2 separate regions of the Homo sapiens genome follow, and region 2 is linked to region 1. Evidence: read pairs that join two places in POLR2A ChIA-PET (ENCODE). Cell type or tissue: endothelial cell of umbilical vein. All regions are shown on one strand. Each heading gives the region's core, and the rest is flanking DNA. Links, peaks and the distances in the headings are about the cores only.

Region 1 (10,117 bases), core at 2,802-5,301:
AGGGGAGTGGGGCGGGAGGTAGAAGTGAAGTTCAGGTTTAGACAAATAGAGGATTCACATCTTTGCACACTTGAGTTTGTGTGACTCTGGAATTTTGCATCTGCCAGATCTGTTTATGATTCTGTTGCCTTTAACAGACGACAGGCACCTCAAGAACAGAGATGTGGCTTTATGCATTTCTTTAACATGTCTTCCCTCCCTTCCATCTTTCTCAGTGCCTAGTACGAGACCTGCAGCATGTTAGGTGCTCTACAAAAATATTTGTTTAATAAAAGATCGAGTGAATGAAAACATGAGCAAAGGAGGTTACTACAATGGGAAGAAACAAACTTAACCGATTTTTTTTTTTTTTGAGACAGAATCTTGCTCTGCAACCTCCACCTCTGGGTTCAAGCAATTCTCCTGCCTCAGCCTCTCAAGTAGCTGCGATTACAGGTGTGTGCCACCATGCCCAGCTAATTTTTTATATTTTTAGTAGAGATGGGGTTTCACCATGTTGGCCAGGCTGGTCTTAGAACTCCTGACCTCAGGTGATCCACTCACCTTGGCCTCCCAAAATGCTGGGATTACAGGTGTAAGCCACTGCACCCCGCCAAACCCAGCTGATTTTTCAGTCGATTTAACTGTATCCTCATTAAGGGAAGAAATGGAGAGATGTACATATGTATGAGAGAGAGAGACAGAGAGAGAGAGAGAGAGAGACAGAGAGAGAGAGAGACAGAGAGAGAGAGAGAGAGAGAGACAGAAGGGAAATATCTGCAGAGAGAACAGAGCTATGATCACTAAGTAGAACAGAGGCAGCCTAATCGCCTAATCAGATACCCAGTCGGGGCCCCACCTGACTCCTACTGCAGCTGGGGGGTGGAGGGACTAGAAGGTTCAGCTGGAGTGGTCTCCCCTTCTGCAGCTCCAGTCTCCCCACCTCCAACCCCCACTGCCACTGCCCCGTGAGGAGGCTTGGAAGCTGTGGGGAGGGGAGGCAGCCGAGTTGGGCTTCTAGAACGAGGCGGGATGGTGTGAGCTCAAACGCCCTGCAATTGCTGGAGCAACAGCGGCGACACTTGAGTTATTCACAAAGGCTGGAATTCAAATGAGGCTGGCACCGCTCCAAGTCGCAATAGCTTAGGAGGAGAGAGAAAGGCATATTAACTATTCATCAAGGTCTTCGCGTTGCATGGGCTCTGAGGGTTCTCCATCTGCGTCCCTCCCTCTGTCACTGACTGGGGGTAGGGGGCGGGGGGTCCCCCAGAAGCACTTTATCTGTCAGTCTGTGAGCGGGGGCTGGGGGTGGGGGACTGAAGTTAGGCAGATTTGTCTCATCACATGATGGGGGACCTGTATCATGTGATGGCTCCGGTGATGTTGGAGGCGGCATGTGACTCCCAGGGCTACGTGGGTTCAAAAACAATTTAATACAAAAACACAAGCAGGTTCCCCTCCTCTCCTTTGCCTTTGGTCTGGCTCTCCCCATCGCTGGGTTCAGTGCCTGACTGAATGGAAAACCCGTCGTCTTGCAGCCACTAACCTGTGAGCGCCGGGTACCTGGAGACCAGGCCCCTCTGCTGGGGGCCCCCAGGAGCGGTGCCCCATCATTTTGCAGCCCACTGACTCCCAGCCTGGTAAGTTACTGCACACTTTCAGCAATTATCTGCGAAGCTTTCCTCAACTGCCTCATTAGCATGCGCAGGGCACCCTCGCTGGGCCCGTTGGAAGGGAAGTGCCTGCCGGCTCTGGGGAGCTGCGGCTCTCGGGCCCTGCCAAACAGACGCAGCCTTCCTAAGGAGCAGCGCTGCGCTGGCTCTGCTGGGGTGGAAGGAGCTTCTCCTTCGCTGTCCTCCCTCTCCCTTCCCAGCCCATCTTATTCCGAGCCTCTCCTCTCTCTATCTTACTCCTCCTAACCTCTCTCACCTCTCACCTTCCCCCTTTCCACCCCCTGCCCTCAGATTTATTTATTTATTTATTTATGACAGAATCTCGCTCCGTCGCCCAGGCTGGAGTGCAGTGGCGCAATCTCGGCTCGCTGCAACCTCTGCCTTCCGGGTTCAAGCGATTCTCCTGTCTCAGCCTCCCGAATAGCTGGGATTAGAGGCGCCCACCGCCACACCCGTCTAATTTTTTTGTATTTTTAGTAGAGATGGGGTTTCACCATGTTGGCCAGGCTGGTTTCGAACTCCTGACCTCCGGTGATCTCCCCGCCTTGGCCTCCGAAAGAGCTGGGATTACAGGCATCAACCCCTGAGTCCAGCTGGATTTTCTTTTTTATTCACATACCTTTCTGTCTCCCACTGATTTTTCTTAGGAGTTCCTCTCATCCTCTAACCTCGCTTTTTAAAATTATTTTTCTGGATACCTAGATTTTTGTCCTTTCTGGCCAGAGCCTGAAAGAACAGCTTCTAAGGACTTGGTGATTGGAAATGTACCTTCTAAAAAAAATTCTTTTTTCACTAAGACAGTGTAGAATGCCCAGTTCCCGCTGTGTGTACGTGCGTGCACATATGTGTTAAAGGAGATGGATACATTGCTTGGGGCCATCAGAACTGTTTCCTGGGAGGTGGTTTCTTGGCTCCACACCCCAGCTCAGCAAGGGAATGATCAAGTGATAGGAGGCACAGTTACAGCAGTCAGGAGACAAGGCACTCGGACCCCAAACGTCTGACTCTCTGTGGGAGAAACCAGGGCTCAAAGCAGGAGCAAAAAATCTAGTGCTGGATGCGCTCGGGCATCGAGAGGCATCTCGTAGAGCTGGCTCCGAGTTTGAGGCCACACCTTTGCAGAATGAGGCAGCATGTGAGCGATTTAGTTCAATGTAATTGCAGTGGAGATGGACAGGGAGAGGACAGATTAGAATGATGTTTAAGGGATAGAAATAACAAGTCTTGCAGATATATTACATATATTAGTTGAACCATGGGGAAGCCAAATGTGAATTGTGAAATTATGGCAGTGGCTGGACACAGTGGCTCACACCTGTAATCCCAGCACTTTGGGAGGCTGAGGCAGGCAGATCACCTGAGGTCAGGAGTTCGAGACCAGCCTGGCCAACATAGAGAAAACCCCATCTCTACTAAAAATACAAACAGTAGCCAAGCATCGTGGTGCACATCTGTAATCCCAGCTACTCGAGAGGCTGAGGCACGAGAATCGCTTGAGCCCAGGAGGCAGAAGTTGCAGTGAGCCGAGATCATGCCACTTAACTCCAGCCTGGACAACAGATCAAGACTCCATCTCAATAAAATAAAATGAAATAAAATAAAGTAAAGTAAAATTAAATTAAATCATGGCAGTATCTGTAGCCCCAGAGAAAGGAGATGGTGGCTGTGTCAAAAGCTTTTGGTTCACTGTCATCTGAGCTATACCAACGTCTGTTCGGCAAGAAACTTTTAACAACGACAGAGCAGAATCCGCCGAGTGACTCGATGACAGGGTGCTATTTCTATCTCCATTTCCAAGATGGAGAAACTGAGGCAAGGAGCAGCTCATTAGGTCACTTGCTTAAGGGCACTCAGCTAATAAGTGATAGAGCTAGGATTTAAGCCCAAGCAGTTTTCTCCAGCGTCCACACAGTTAACCACCAGACAGCTTCGAAAGAAAGCTATCCAGGCTGGGCGCAGTGGCTCATATCTGTAATCCCAGCACTTTGTGGGGCCTAGGCGGCTGGATTGCTTGAACCCAGGAGTTCCAGACCAGCCTGGGCAACATGGCAAAACCTCATCTCTACAAAAAATACAAAAAAAAAAAAAAATTAGCTAGGTGTGGTGGCATGCACTTGTAGTTCCAGCTACTCAGGAGGAGGATAGCTTGAGCCCAGGAGGTCGAGGCTGCAGTGAGCCATGATTGCGCCACTGCACTCAGCCTGGGTGACAGAGTGAGACCCTGTCTCAAAGAGAAAAAAAATAGCTGTCCAACAGTTGCCATGTGACAGTTTGTGCAAGTTTGGGGCTACATTTGTGAACGAAACAGAGACACTCTATTCTCATGGGGTTTATAGTCCAGTGGGGAAGGCAGCTATTAAGTCATCACACAAGATGATATATTGTTTCAAAGTGGGGCATTTGCTAAGAAGGAAGGTAATAAGATATGATAAGAATATATAACTGAAGGCCGGGAGTGGTAGTTTACACCTGTAGTCCCAGCTACTCCAGAGACTGAGGCAGGAGAATTGCTTGGACCCAGGAAGGAGGCAGAGTTTGCAGTGAGCCGAGATCGCACCATTGCGCTCTAACCTGGGTGACAGAGTGAGACTCTGTCTCAAAAAAAAAAAAAAAAAAAAAAAAAGGAATCTATAACTGAAGACATACTTCAGTTGCGGGGGCATAAAAGTGGGGACAGAGTTGGTCAAAAGAGGCCTCTCTGATGATGCAATTTTTAAGTTGGGGTGTGAGAGAGGGGTAAGGGTCAACCAGGTGGCGTGTGTGAAGGCCTTGAGGAGGGCAAGGGCTCAAGAATGCTGGTGGACCAAACACATTGCATGTTTCAGACTGTGTTAGATGAGGCCATCCAGATTATGTGGAGCTCCAAAGCCCTGGCTAATGACTTGGATTTCATCCTGGGATCAATGAGCAACTATTAAAGCATTTTATTTTATTTTATTTTATTTTATTTTATTTTATTTTATTTTATTTTATTTTATTTTATTTTATTTTATTTTATTTTATTTTATTTTATTTACTTATTTATTTAGAGATAGAGTCTTGCTCTGTCGCCCAGGCTGGAGTGCAGTTGTTCGATCTCGGGTCACTGCAACCTCCGCCTCCCAGGTTCAAGCAATTCTCCCACCTCAGCCTCCTGAGTAGCTGGGATTACAAGTGTCTGCCACCATGCCCAGCTAATTTTCTTTTTTTTGTATTTTTAGTAGAAACGTGGTTTCGCCATGTTGGCCAGGCTAGTCTCAAAATCCTGACCTCAGGTGATCCGCCTGCCTTGGCTTCCCAAAGTGCTGGGACTACAGGCATGAACTACTGTGCCCAGCCTATTAAAGCATTTTAAGTAGGGAAGGAGCATACTTGGATTTGCAATACGAAAAAATGAACACAAGAGGTATATCAGTTTTTCTTGCATTACAGACCACCTCAAAGCTTAGTGGCTTCAAACAACCATCACTTATAACTCCTAACTCTGTGAGTTGGAAGTGGCAGCTGGGATCATCTGGGCACTGCTGCTGTCCTGGCCTGGGTTCATGGCCAGTATAGATAGTCTGCTGGCAGGTTGGTTCAGAGTTGGTTGTTCGTGGATGATCTCACCCAGGTGTCTGCTGATTGGCAGGGGCAATTGAAATTGACCAGGCCACGTGTCTCCCTAGCTAGAGGGCTAGCCCAGTCTTTCATATGACAGCTGGGTTCCAAACGCAGCAAGAGAAGGGAAGCCCCAGTACACAAGCATTGTTCAAGCATTTGCTTGCATCGTGTTTGCGAGGCCCCGTGGGCCTAGACAAGTTACGTAGTCAAGCCCAGAGTTAGAGGATGGAAAAAGATACCACTTGTTGGGTGGAGGTACAAAATATTGTGTCTCTTTTTCTCAGACTACTACATGAATTCAAAAGGCTAATAAGCTGGACACTGTCTCCCTCTAATATTGGGAGAAACTGAAAGCCAAGAGGAAATTTGAGGCCAATTTTGTGATTAGAGATACCCTCAGAACTATCATCTATCAGACTTTGCTTTTTGCTTGGAACAAGCACGGGTCTGTTTTGGATATGGATTAGAAGGTGGGTGTGGTGAAATAAGATCTCTTCTCACGGGATTTTTTTGGGAATGACTTGGAGTCTTTTGAGATTGTTCCCCGTAATGAAATTTGGGCCATATGGAACTCAATGCCTTCAGTGTTCTAGGCAAGGCAAGAGCACATGCAAAGGCCCCCAGGCAGGAAGCCTGGGGCTTATTTGGGAAACAGAAGGAAGGCAATTTAATTTAAAGTAATTGCAGTGGACCAGCACGGTGGCTTACGCCTGTAATCCCAGCACTTTGGGAGAACGAGGCAGGTGGATCAACTGAGGTCAGGAGTTCGCGACCAGCCTGGCTAACACAGTGAAACCTCGTCTCTACTAAAAATACAAAAATTAGCCAGGCATGGTGACCGGCACCTGTCAGCTACTCAGGAGGCTGAGGCAAGAGAATTGCTTGAACCCAGGAGGCGGAGGTTGCAGTGAGCTGAGATCTCCCCACTGCACTCCAGCCTGGGTGACAGAGTGAGACTCTGTCTCAAAAAAATAAATAAGTAATTTTTAAAATAAATTAATTGCAGGGGAGATGGAAAGGGAGTGGACAGATGAGAATAATGTGTAAGAGGTAGAAATAACAAGTCTTGCTGCTGGATCACATAGAGTAATTGAAGGAAAGGCACATATTAGAGAAGGCTCACAGGTTGATAATTCCATGTACTAAGATGGAAAGAAAGACTAGGAGAGGAGAAGAGTATTTTGTTGGGGGAGAGGGCAGGAAGATGTCAACCATTCCGTGCTGAGCCCAGTAGACTTGAGATCCCGTGAGACATCCAGAAAGATATACCCTAGACAGTGGGATATGCTCAAAGAGGTTTAGACTTCATATGTAAATTTGGAGACCAGCTGAGATCACTTAGAGAGTGTAAAGAGAGAAATCAAAGAGAAGTGAGACTAGAACTCCAGGCTGCCCACCATTTAGAAATCAGATAATGGAGGCATCCATGCAGGAGGTGGAAAGAGGAGGGAAATCGGAGTGTGGGCTCATGAAGCCAAGAGGGCAGAATATTTCAGGAAGGAGAAAGTGACCAACTGGGTTGAATGTTGCTGAGACGCTGAATAAAATCATCATCTTGGAGAGGGGGAATGAACATTCTAAAGTGAGCAGAGGGTTGCTGGGCAGAGTGCTTACTGAGAACCCAGAGCATGTGTTTCAAGTTGTAGCTGGGTGTACTGGCTCATGCCTGTAATCCCAGCTACTCAGGAAGCTGAGGTAAGAGGATCCCTTGAGGCCAGGAGTATGAGACAAGCCTGGGCAACATAAAAAGTAACCCACCCACCCACCCCCCAACACACATACCCCTACATGCTCTAAATTTTTTAATTTAATTAGCCAGGTATGGTAACACAAATGTAATCCCAGCACTTCAGGAGGCCAAGACAGGAGGATTACTTAAGGCCAGAAATTAGAAACAAGCCTGGGCAACGGAGCAAGACCCTATCTCTAAATTTACTTTTTAATTAGCCAGGCATAGTGGCACATGCCTGTAGTCCCAGCTACTCAGTAGACTGAGATGGGAGGATTACCTGAGCCCAGGAGTTCTAGATGAGTCTGGCCAACATGGTGAAACCTGTCTCTACTAAAAATACAAAAATTTGCCAGGCGTGGTGGTGGACACCTGTAATCCCAGCTACTCAGGAGGCTGAGGCACAAGAATCACTTGAACCCGGGAGGCAGAGGTTGCAGTGAGCTGAGGTTGCGCCACTGCACTCCAGCCTGGGAGACACAGCGAGATGCTGTCTCAAAAAAAAAAAAAAAAAAAGAAGAAGAAGAAGAAGAAAAGAAGATTGTTTAAAAGGTATTGTTGCTTAACTCCTAAATACATAAGGGAAGGTAGTTCTCTTTTGCTTATTAATTTTTTAGGAGAAAAAGGCATACAAATTTATTAATGTTCATAAACACAGAAGCCACGCAAAATATGAGATTCTGTTATTTCTATCTTGACAACAGTCAGAAAATATACTCTATATGTTTTTATTCTTTGATATTTGTTAAGAGACTCTTTTTGACCCAGCATATGGTCAGTGTGGGCAAAGCTTCCATATGCACTTGAAAATAATGTGTATGGCCAGATGCGGTGGTTCATGCCTGTAATCCCAGCACTTTGGGAGGCTGAGAGGCGGGTGGATCACCTGAGGTCAGGAGTTCGAGACCAGCCTGGTCAACATGGCGAAACCCCGTCTCTACTAAAAATGCAAAAAATTAGCTGGACATGGTAGTGCATGCTACTCAGGAGCCTGAGGCAGGAGAACCGCTTGAACCCTGATGGCAGAGGTTGCAGTGAGCCGAGATCATGCCATTGCACTCCAGCCTGGGCCACAGAGTGAGACTCCACCTCAAAAAAACAAAATGTGTATTCTGCAATTGTTGGGTATAAAATTTTATATATGTTAGGCCAAACTTGTTAATCATATTGTGCAAGTCTTCTGTAACCTTCTTGATCTTTTGTGTGTGCGCTTGTTTTCTCAGTAAGAGAGAGAAATGTGCCAAAATCTTTAACTGTAATTATAGATTTATCTATTAGTTTTTTTGAGCATCTTTTTTTTTTTTGGCAGGTTGTGGGGATGGAGTCCCACTCTGTTGCCCAGGCTGGAGTGCAGTGGTGCAATCATAGCTCACTCCAGCCTCCCACTCCTGGGCTCAGGTGATCCTCCCACATCAGCCTCCTGAGTAGCTGAGACTACAGGTGTATGTCACCACACTTGGCTAATTTTTAAAATATTTTTTGTAAAGACTGGGTCTCACTACGTTGCCCAGGCTGGTCTTGAACTCCTGGGCAATCCTCCCACCTCAACCTCCCAAAGTGCTGGGGTTACAGGCATGAGCCACCACCCCTGGCCAAGATAATTTAATAATCCTAATGCCTAGTGTGATTGTGTGATTAAGAATTATGCTTCTTTTATTGCTTCTTGGCCTTTTGACTCAGATCAAATATGAAGAAATATGCTTCTTTTATTAATTGTATTATTTATACAACAAACTTATATAGCACTTACCCTGTGTCAAGTATGTTATTACTAAAAGCTCATGTAATCCTCATAACAACCCCAGGAGGTAGGTATTGATATTATACCCATTGCAGAGATGAGGAAACTGAGGCATGGAGAGACTAAATAACTCACCCAGAGTCATGTGCCTTGTAAGTGGTCAAGCCAGGCTGTGTTATCTCTCCTCTGTTCTTCAGCTACGCCTGCTGAGAATGAAACAGTTCATATCCACGGATGAGGAGGGCATCCTATCCCCTGCACAGTTCTGGAGATGTGTAGAAGACATTTGATTTTATCTATGCCTCTTAATTTGAATTAATTTTTTTATTTTATTTTATTTATTTATTTTGAGACAGAGTCTCACTCTATCGCCCAGGCTGGAATGCAGTGGCATGATCTCAGCTCGTAACCTCTGCCTCCCAGGTCCAAGCGATTCTCGTGCCTCAGCCATCTTAGTAGCTGGAATTACAGGCGTGCGGCACCACACCCGGCTAATTTTTGTGTTTTTTTATTTGTTTATTTGTTTGTTTTGTAGAGATGGGGTTTCGCCATGTTGCCCAGACTGGGTCTTGAACTCTCAGCCTCAAGTGATCTGCCCGCATCAGCTTCCTAAAGTGCTGGGGTTACTGGCGTGAGCCACTGCGCCCAGCCCATGCTTTTTTCAAGGCTGTGACTGAGCCACCTTCTGTTAGGAGTAATTACAGAAAACATCAATTGAACACTTTGCATGTGCCAGCCACTGAGCTAGGTATTTTACCTAGTGGTATATCCTATTTTCTAAACAGTACCCTACTCCTGGTAGGCTCTCAGCAACTATTTGTCAAATAAATGTGGAATGACTTTAATCCCCATAGCTTTATGGTGTAAATATAATTATGATTCCCATTTTACCGGTGAAACAACTGAGGCCCCAAGTAGTTGACTTGCCTAGTGAATGATCTGTAGACAACAGCAGTGTGATTATATCACCCAGCAAGTACACAAGATGATCTATTAGGGTGAAGAAGGAAAACAATGGGACCTCTATTTATATGTATTCCTTATATCATTCCTTTTACTTTCCATTTCATGAATTTTTTTTTTTTTTTTTTTTTTTTTTGAGACAAGGTCTCACTCTGGCATCCCGGCTGGAGTACACTGGCGCAACCATGGCTCACTGCAGCAAGCCTCCCACCTCAGCCTCCTTGAGTAGCTGGAACCACAGGCACATGCCACCACACCTGGCTATTTTTTTTTTTTAAGTAGAGATGGGGTTTCACCATGTTAGCCAGGCTAGTCTCAAACTCCGGGCCTCAAGTGATCCACCCACCTCGGCCTCCCGAAGTGCTAGGATTACAGGTGTGAGCTACGGTTCCTGGCCAATGTTTTTGTAATATACTGAATAGTACAGTAGTTCATATATAAAAGCTATAA
Region 2 (10,117 bases), core at 5,124-7,623, 100 kb before region 1:
GGATTACAGGCGTGAGCCACTGCACCTGGCCCAGCGAGTTCCACTTCTAAGTGGGCAAGGATCAAATACACAGAAAACGCACATGGATGGTGGGGCCAGCCAAGGGTGGGACTGTTGAGGCTGGAACTCCATAATGGCCAGCTTGTCTCATGCTGGACTTGAAGTTCTTGAGAGCAGGCTCCTACTTTTTTTTTTTTTTTTTTTTTTGAGACGGAGTTTAGCTCTGTCACCCAGGCTAGAGTACAGTGGTGCAATCTCAGCTTACTGCAACCTCCACCTCCCAGGTTCAAGTGAATCTCCTACCTCAGCCTCCCAAGTAGCTGGGATTACAGGCATGCACCAGCATGCCCAGCTAATTTTTGTATTTTTAGTAGAGACGGGGTTTTGCCATGTTGGCCAGGCTGGTCTGGAACTCCTGACCTCAAATGATCAGCCTGCTTCAGCCTCCCAAACTGCTGGGATAACAGGTGTGAGTCACCATGCCCAGCCTCTAATGCACAAGTGTTCAGCAATGAACGCATGCATCCATGAATGAATGGCTGCTTGACAGTCATTAGCAAATGATTGAAGTTCTGCACTTTCAATGGGAATATAGACTTACACTTTAAGGGACATTCAGTGGGAAGCATCAGGCAGCCATCAGCATTTATTTCTTAAGCATCTAACATATGCCAGGCTGTTCTGGACATTAGAAATTCCTTCCTTCCTTCCTTCCCTCCTTCCCTCCCTCCCTCCCTCCCTCCCTCCTTTCTTTCCTTCCTTCCTTCCTTCCTTCCTTCTTTCTTTTTCTTTCCAGACAGAGTCTCCCAGGCTGGAGTGCAGCGATACAATCATAACTTACTGCAGGCTTAAACTCCTGGGCTCAGTCAGCCTCCTGCCTCAGCCTCCTGAGTAGCTGGGACTACACATGCATGCCACCTCATATGGCTAATTTTTTAATTTTTGCAGATACAGGGCTTCACTATGTTGCCCAGGCTGGTCTCGAACTCCTGGGCTCAAGTGATCCTCCACCTCAGCCTCCCAAAGTGATAGGATGACAGGCGTGAGCCACTATGCCTGGCCAAGAAGGAAACTTTCCTCCAGGAACTCACATTCCAGAGGAGACAGAAGAGGAGTCAGAGAGATTGGAGAGTGGCCTGTGAGAAAAATTCTACATTTTACAGTAGAAGAAACTGAGGCTCAGCAAAGTACATACTTACCCAGGCCACACGGCTGGCAAACAGCAGTGCCAAGATTTGAACCCATGTCTGTGTGACCCCCAAAGAGCCACAGACAGAGATAAATGAAGGAGGGAGGTGGAGAGTTTTCTCCCTGGTTCAACGAACCCAAAAGATGTGTCTCAAAGACCAAAAACATCCGCACCTGGGGGCCGGGCACGGTGGCTCACACCTGTAATCTCAGCACTTTGGGAGGCCGAGGCAGGCAGATCACCTGAGGGCAGGACTTCAAGACCAGTGTGTCCAACGTGGCAAAATCTTGTCTCTACTAAAAACACAAAAATTAGCCGGGCATGGTTGCACCTACCTACAGTCCTAGCTACTAAGGAGGCTGAGGCAGGAGAATCACCTGAACCCAGGAGGTGGAGGTTACAGTGAGTCAAGAGCACCCCACTGCACTCCAGCCTGGGCAACAGAGCAAGACTCCATCTCAAAACAACAAACAACAACAACAAAAATATCTGCACCTGGGAAATGCTCAAAGCCTTTTGTATTTCATAGATCCCAGGCCTGAAATATATCAGCTGGTTCCTAATGGCAGTCAGGCTCTTGCCAATCTCAGCATCACACTGTGATTAAGAGCCCAGTGCTACATCTCCGTGCCGGCTTTTCATCTGTAACATGAAACTATACCTACCCCATAGAGTGTTACAATCATGAAATCAGTTAATAAGTGTAAAATTATTTAAGTTCCCAATACATCGTCAATACTCGGAAATTGTTATTATTACCTCCAGCTTTCGCTTTCTTTTGTGTCCTTTGTTCCCTGATGATTTCTCAGAAGTAACTCAATAAATTTGCCCTCCATACAAATCTCCATTCTCTTAGTCTAGTGATAAAATCCGAGGGTTGGTTGAGAAGGACAGAGAGCAACCTTGGAAAATGTGTTTGTATGACCAGCGCGGTTTCACAGGTTAAGTCATCTTCCCCTCCCGACACTTTTTTCAGGCTGGGTCTCGCTCTGTTTCCCAGGCTGGAGTGAAACAGCACAATCATAGCTCACTGCAGCCAGCCTAAACCTCCAGGGCTCAAGCAATCCTCCCAGCTTAGCCTCCCAAATAGCTGGGACAATAGGCCCTCGTCACAACTGCTGGCTAATTTTTTCGTATTTTGGAGCTCTCACTTTGTTGCTCAGGCTGGTCTGGAACTCCTGGGCTCCAGTGATCTTCCCGCCTCAGCTTCCCAAAGTGCAGAGATTACAGGCGTGAGCCACCGCGCCCTGCCTGGACACTTTAGAAATGGTGTTTTGGGCTGGGTTTAGGAGCTTTGAACTTTGGGGTTAGCCTGACCTCTAGTGGGCAAACAGAAAACAGTACAAAGCTGGCGGGAGATGCTCAAATGTGGCAAAGCGAAGTCCCCGCCCTGGCAGGACGCTTTATTGAGTAGCTGTTATTGACAGCTTACTAGATGTTGAATTTAAGCACCTCATTGAAGTCCACACAGATTGTAAGTGGCAGGGTTGGGGTCTCCCAAGCCTGTCTGGCCTCAGAGCCTTCTTGTTTATCCACAAGGCACAGCGCCTGGCTGGAGAAAACCATCACGTTGCATCCAGACAGGTGACCCAGTGGATAAAGCCCTTCCCTTACATCATTGAAACAACACACACATCCTGTGACAAAGGTTATTACACCCACTTCTTACACCTAGAAGCTGCAGTGCTCAACAGCCTAGCCCAAAGTCATACTCCGTCCTTCATTCAATGCTAATTTATCACTCAGTCTTCAGCATAGTGCTGGACACTGGAAATAAATGGAAAGCAAAACACACAAGATCCCTACCCTGCCCGCAAAAGGCTTGGAGATTAATCAGTTGCTACCAGAACTGAGGTCCCCGTTGCCCAGGCAAATGATCTTTTTGCTATGACACTAGGAATGCCAGCTGATTTTCTGGGTGGCTAGTTTTTGGTTTATTTGCTTGTTGTTGTTTTTTTGTTTGTGTTTTTGGTTTTTTTGAGACAGACTCTTGCTGTGTCACCCAAGCTGGAGTGCTGTGGTGTGATCTCAGCTCACTGCAACCTCTGTCTCCTGGGTTCAAGCGATTCTCGTGCCTCAGCCTCCCAAGTAGCTGAGACTACAGGCACCCACCACCATGCCTGGCTAATTTTTATTAGACGGGATTTCACCATGTTGGCCAGGCTGGTCTCAATCTCCTGACCTCAAGTGATCCACCTGCCTCAGGTGTCCCAAAGTACTGGGATTACAGTTGTGAGCCACTGCACCTGGCCTGGTCTTCTTACCTGGACTAGAAATTCAGCAAAGATGGGGATACTAGGGCTTAATTTTCTTTTACTCTATCCACAGATCCAGAGCCTGAGTCCAGTTCTGCCTGACTCCAAATTTCACCTTTTTTTCCCTTTTCTTTTCTTTTTTTTTTTTTTTTAATGAGACAAGGTCTTGCTCTGTCACCCAAGCTGGAGTGCAGTGGCACGATTATGACTCACTGCAGCCTCAATCTCCCAGGCTCAAGCAATCCACCCACCTCAGCCTTCCAAGAAGTTGAGACTATAGGCGCACACCACGCCTGGCTAATTTTTTTTATTTTTCATTTTTTAAAAATGTTTTGTAAAGATGGGGTTTCACTGTGTTGCCCAGGCTGATCTTGAACTCCTGGGCTCAAACAACCCTCCCATCTTGGCCTTCCAAAGTGCTAGGATCACAGGCATGAGTCACTGAGCCCTCTTTTCTTTTCCCTTAATTTTTATCTTAAGGACGGGATCTTGCTCTGTTGCCGAGACTAGAGTGCAGTGGCACAATCATAGCTCACTGCAGCCTCAGACTCTTGGCCTCAACCAATCCTCCTGTCTCAGCCTCTCACGTAGCTGGAACTATAGGCACAAATCACCACGCAATCTCACACTTTTAACCACTGCACTATAATACTTTGTCCCTGACTTCTGGGCACTGTTGTTTGATCTACAAAGTTCCATGTGGTTCCATGTACTTACATATGCGTTGTTGGTCTGCGAGTTGGTTTCCTGAGATAATTTTTTTTTTTTTAGACGAAGTCACTCTGTCACCCAGGCTGTAGTGCAGTGGCACGATCTCAGTTCACTGCAACCTCCACCTCCCGGGTTCAAGGGATTCTCCTGCCTCAGCCTCCTGAGTAGCTGGGACTACAGCAATGTGCCGCCCCACCCAGCTACATTTTGTAAAGTTAGTGGAGACGATGTTTCACTATGTTGGTCAGGCTGCTCTTGAACTCCTGACCTCAGGTGATCTGCCCACCTCGGCTTCCCAAAGTGCTGGGATTACAGGCGTGAGCCCCCTCCCACCTGGCCCCTGAGATAAGGATTAAAGTGCAAATCATTTATCTGAGAATTGACCCCAGGAAGCACTGTGGGGGAATGGGGAAGTATATTAGTCTGCTAAAGCTGCCAAAACAAAATGCCATAGACTGGGTGGCTTAAACAACAGGAATATACTTTCTCACAGTTCTGGAGGCTGGAAGTTCAAGATCAAAGTGCTGGCAGGGTTGGTTTCCTCAGAGGCCTCTCTCCTTGGCTGCAGGTGGCTGACCTCCTGCTGCCTTTTCACATGGTTGTCTGTCTGTGCAGCAGATGCCTGGTGTCTCTCGGTGTCCTAATCTCCTCTGTTAAGTACAACCGTCGGATTGGATTAGGGCCCACCCTTACAGCCTCATTTTAGCTTATTAACCTCTTGAAAAGCCCTATTTCCAAATGCAGTCACGTTCTGAAGCACTGGGGGTTGAGACTTCAACATGTGAATTGGGAGGGGAGCACACAGTTCAGTCCCTAACAGGAAGTAAGACGGGAGGGAAAGACACAATGAAAGGGCATTTGACTAAGTAGGTTACTGCTGTGGGGAACCGGGGCTGATCCCACTGGGTACATCTGAGACAGTTTAGGACACTCTCTCATGCCTGTAATCCCAGGACTTTGGGAGGCCGAGGCGGGCGGATCACAAGGTCAGGAGTTTGAGACCAGCCTGGTCAACATAGTGAAACCCCATCTCTACTAAAAATACGAAAATTTAGCCAGGCGTGGTGGCGTGTGCCTGTAGTCCCAGCTACTCAGGAGGCTGAGGCAGGAGACTCACTTGAACCTGGGAGACAGAGGTTGCAGTGAGCAGAGATTGCACCATTGCACTCCAGCCAGGGCAACAGTGCGGGACTCTGTCTCAAGAAAAAAAAAAAAAAACACTCTCAAGCTAAGTGTGATGGCTCACGCTTGTAATCCCAGCACTTGGGGAAGCCTAAACGGGCGGATCCCTTGAGTCCAGGAGTTCAAGTCTAGCTTGGGCAACATAGAGAGCCCTCATCTCTACCAAAAGAAAATGAAGAAATAAGGCTAGTGCAGTGGCACTCACCTGTAGTCCCGTCTACTCTAGAGGCTGAGGTGGGAGGATCGCTTGAGCCCAGGAGGTCAAGATTGCAATGAGCTGTGATTGCACCACCGTACTCCAGCCTGGGCCACAGAGAAAGACCTTGTCTAAAAAATAAATAAATAAAAATAAAATAAACACTCTCAGGGTGATCCTTCCCTGCTGAGGAACAAGGAGTGGGGTGTTTATCTTTCATTGCCCATCTGTGTTGTCAATGGCTGCTTCCAGGACATTAGCTCCCCAGCACTCACAGTCTAAGAGAAAGTATTCGGGCTGACAGATGCAGCTGCTCACAGCAGGATGCAGTCAGCATGAAAAGGGACAGTGAGTGCGTGAGGATTTGGGTGGGGCACTGACTGTCTTGCTATGCCACCCCATAAACCCCCTAAGTCCATCAGATTCTTTTTTTTTGAAATAGGATCTTGCCCTATCACCCAGGCTGGAGTGCAGTGGCCCAATTGTAGCTCACTGCAACCTTGACCTCCTGGGCTCAAGTGATTCTCCCACCTCAGCTTCCCAAGTAGCTGAGACTACATTTGTGCACCACCATGCCTCACTAACTTATTTAAATTATTTTTTGTAGAGACAGGGCCTCACGATGTTGCCCAGGCTGGTCTTGAACTCCTGGCCTCAAGTGATCCTCCTGCCTTGGCCTCTCGAAGTGCTGGGATTACAGGCATATGCCACAATGCTCAGCCTACCTGATTCTTATGTTATGGTACCTGGCTCTGAGCCAACTCTAGTTTGTTTCAACAGCAGATCTTTAAGTGATTTTTCTACCAATTGTATGTGCCAACAAATTGCCAAGTCAAGTCAGAGCATTTCCATTACAGCCTGCTTGGTTTCCTGTTTTAGCTACTCTTTCCATCCCAGAGCGGGAGCAATTTCACTGTCTCACATTCCAGCTCAAGCTTATGAGTCAGGACTCTTTGGGCCCAGTGCAGTGGCTCACGCCTGTAATCCCAGCACTTTAGAAGGCTGAGGCAGGCAGTTCACCTGAGGTCAGGAGTTTGAGAACAGCCTGGCCAACACGGTGAAATCCCATCTCTACTAAAAATACAAAAATTAGCCAGGCATGGTGGCATGTTTCTGTGGTCCCAGCTATTCAGGAGGCTGAGGCAGGGGAATTGCTTGAACCCAGGAGGCAGAGGTTGAAGTGAGCTGAGATTGTGCCATTGCACTCCAACCTGGGTGACAGAGCAAAACTCCATCTCAGAAAAGAAGAAAGAAAGAAAGAGAGAGAGAGAGAAAGAGAGAGAGAAAAAAAGAAAGAAAGAAAGAAAGAAAGAAAGAAAGAAAGAAAGAAAGAAAGAAAGAAAGAAAGAAAGAGAAAGAAAGAAAGAAAGAAAGAAAGAAAGAAAGAGGGAAAGAAAAAGAAGGGAAGAAAGGGAAGGGAAGAAAGGGAAGGAAGGGAAGGAGAAAAAGACAAAGAAAAAGAAAATCAGGACTCCTTGGTTCCAAGTTGCAGAACCTCAGTACAAATTGGCTTAAAAATAGAGAGGGTGGGTTTATAGGCTCAAGTTACTGAATATGCCAGGCACTACTGGATTGGGTGTCCAAAAAAGTAGCTTTGGGAATGTGTCCTTTTAAACCCCTTAGTTCAGTTTTTCTGTGCTGGCTTCTATGGAAGGCAGGCTGTCGCTATGAAGTGGCACAGATGACCCCAAGCAGCCCCAGGTCTACATCCCATGGATACCTCTACCAGTTAAGATGCCTTTTGGAGACTCATAACCAAAAAGCTGACTCAACAAGACAGACAGCACCCAGAGACAGAGTCCAGAGGTGGGCTGAGCTTTCAGCTCAGTTGATTCATCTGCACCAAGATGAATCTTTATTCTGTCTCTTTACTCTGCCCATTCACAGCACTGGCTTCATCCTCGATCTGGCTTAAATGTATTAAAGCATCCTTTTCAGAAGCTCCTAGCAAGACTTTCCTTGCACCTCTTGGCCCAAATTGATTTTAACTTGTCCACCCTTGAACTAGTCACTGCCAAGAAAATGGATTATTATGATTAACTTAAGATAATTATCTGGGGGTAATGAATTTTAGAGAGTCGACCACTATGACCACCAAGAGATGTGTCTTTCTTAATATTTTCTTAATATTTTCTCTGGCTTACTATATTGTAAAAATATAGTATATGATATATTTACCATACAAAATACGTATTCATCAACTGCCTATGTTATTGATAAGATTTCCAGTCAACAGTGGGCTATTAGTATTAATAGTTAAGTTTTGGGGAAGTCATAAGATAACATTTGCATTTTCAACTGCATGGAGGGTTGGTGCCCCAAACCTTCATGTTGTCCAAGGGTCAACTGTATATAAATTATGTTTTGTTTATTTTTTTAGAAGACTACTCTTCTTCTTCTGGTTCACATTCTCTCATGACACGCTTGACTCTTATGGGTTCCAGCGGAGTCATGGGTCCATCCATGAACCATGGCAGTGACTCTGACTGGCCAGGATTGGGTCCTACTCCTAACCCTGGAACCAGGGGACTGTGCTCAGCACCGCTAAAGCTGCATGGACTGAGAGTCAGTGAGGAGTAGCTCTTCAAAGAAAAAAAAAAAGTTCTTAAAGCAGAAAAAAAATGAAAACAGGTGCTGCTCAAGGAAAAATAACAAGTGTCCACTATTATCCCACTCCATTTGAGAGACCAATAAAGACTTTAGATAGCTTTAGACAGGTGGAGATCAAGAGTTCTGAACCCAACAGTGTGAGGCTCTGCATCCAGGAATCCAGGCTTCTAGTCAACTCCTGACCTTAGACTTCAGATTTAATAGGTTGCTGCAAAAGTAGTTGCAGTTTTTGCCATTACTTTTAAAGTTGGACTTTTCTCTCCTCTCTCTGCCTAAATTCCAGGCTGGACCACCTGCATACACCTAGAATCTTGCCTAGTTTAATATTCCCTCTCTGTAACTCAGGGATCAGAATCTCACCCTTGGACCCCAGCCTGGATGCCTGGGGCCATATCACTTCTGATAACCTATTTACCCATCTACCTTCCTGCCAGGGTCTCCAAATATCACCTCCTGGATTCCCCAGTGACCTGCTCCACCTGCCTGAGTGACCTGGCAGAGATGGCCGCCTTTTGATGGGAAACAAGACATTAGTATGGTCTTGTTGGTAAAGACAAGATGTTGGTAAACAAGACATTTATAATAACTCAGACAATTCCTCCTTCCATTGGAAGATAGCCTGGCTCCATGGGGCTACTGGGACCTGACAAGTTATGTTTAGCACTACTGTGTTTTGTTTCCTGGTTCTCAAGTTGTGGCAGAGATTCTTCAGGTTCTTACCCAGCCCATTTCTTCTTCCTCCTGAGCACAAAACTGGACTATATTTCCCAGCCTCCCTTGCAGTTAGGAGTAGTCATGTGACTGAGTCTGGCCAATAAACTGAGCATAAGCAAGGCACCACTTCCAAGACTGGCCCAGTGAAACCTCCTACATGCTGTCTTCCATTGTTTTTCCCCATCTCCCAGTTGATTAGAAAAATTCAAGATCCTAAATGGGATCTGTACTAGTCAACTCAGGCCGCCATAACAAAACACCATCAACTAGGTGGCTTCAACAACAGAGATTTATTTTCTCACAGTCCTGGAAGTTGAAAGTATGAGATCAGGACACGGTGGCTCACGCCTATAATCTCAGCACTTTGGGAGGCTGAGGTGGGTGGATCACCTGAGGTCAGGATTTCGAGACCAGCCTGGCCAACATGGTGAGACCTTTTCTCTAATTAAAAACACAAAAATTAGTCTGCATGGTGATAGGTGCCTGTAATCCCAGCTACTCAGAAGACCGAAGCAGGAGAATCGCTTGAACCCAGGAGGCAGAGGCTGCAGTGAGCCAAGATGGCACCACTGCACTCCAGCCTGGGTGACAGAGTGAGATTCTGTCTCAAAAAAAGAAAGAAAGAAAGTATGAGATCAGGGAGTCAGCATGTCAGGTTCTGGGGAGGGCCCTCTTCCTGGCTGGCTGACAGCCACCTTCTCACTGTGTTCTCACATTGGCAGACAGAGAGAGAGCCCTGGTGCCTGCTCTAGCGTCTTTTCTTATGAGAACACTACTCCCATCATAAAGGCGCTACCATGGTGACTTCCTCTAAATCTAATTAGCTCCCAAAGGCCCCATCTCTAAATTCCATCACACTGGGGGTCAGGGCTTCAACATATGAATTGGGGCGAGGAGAGCACAATTCAGTTCATAGCAGTGGTCCCTGAATGACCTGCCTTCTATTACGTTGTAAGAAATACATTTTTATTGTGTAGAACACTGAGCTTTGGGGAGACCTCTCATTACAACAGCTCATGTTATTCACCTTAACAGATGCATCAGATCAATCCTAGCTCCTATTCCCTCACCTTAGTGAATAGAGCTAAGCCCACCAGACCAACAACTCCAAATGCACACATGTGTGTGTCTGTGTGTGTGTGTCTGTGTGTGTGTTTTCAGAGCCTCATGCTCTGCCAGCCAAGCTAGCTGGGTGCAAATTTGTGAAGAACATAAAATATAAGGTCTTACTGCATCTATTCTTGCCCTCTTCTCCAATCA

The links. Peaks named below come from ENCODE experiments on the same cell type or tissue, not always from the same donor. Only the 100,000 strongest peaks of a DNase experiment are listed, where the experiment ranks them.
Region 2: POLR2A ChIA-PET joins it to region 1 with 6 read pairs; 3 of 35 experiments call an interaction of 5 or more read pairs at or near these places.

The regions. Positions count from the first base shown.
Region 1 is chr16:24,608,866-24,618,982 of GRCh38, forward strand. It overlaps a transcript of TNRC6A not described here. Among named protein-coding and RNA genes, the nearest start is that of LINC01567, 57 kb to the right of the region's middle. In endothelial cell of umbilical vein, for the core only: no CTCF peak of the experiment used is centred there; no DNase peak of the experiment used is centred there.
Region 2 is chr16:24,502,429-24,512,545 of GRCh38, forward strand. No RefSeq gene overlaps it. Among named protein-coding and RNA genes, the nearest start is that of RBBP6, 32 kb to the right of the region's middle. In endothelial cell of umbilical vein, for the core only: no CTCF peak of the experiment used is centred there; a DNase peak (open chromatin) is centred at 6,413.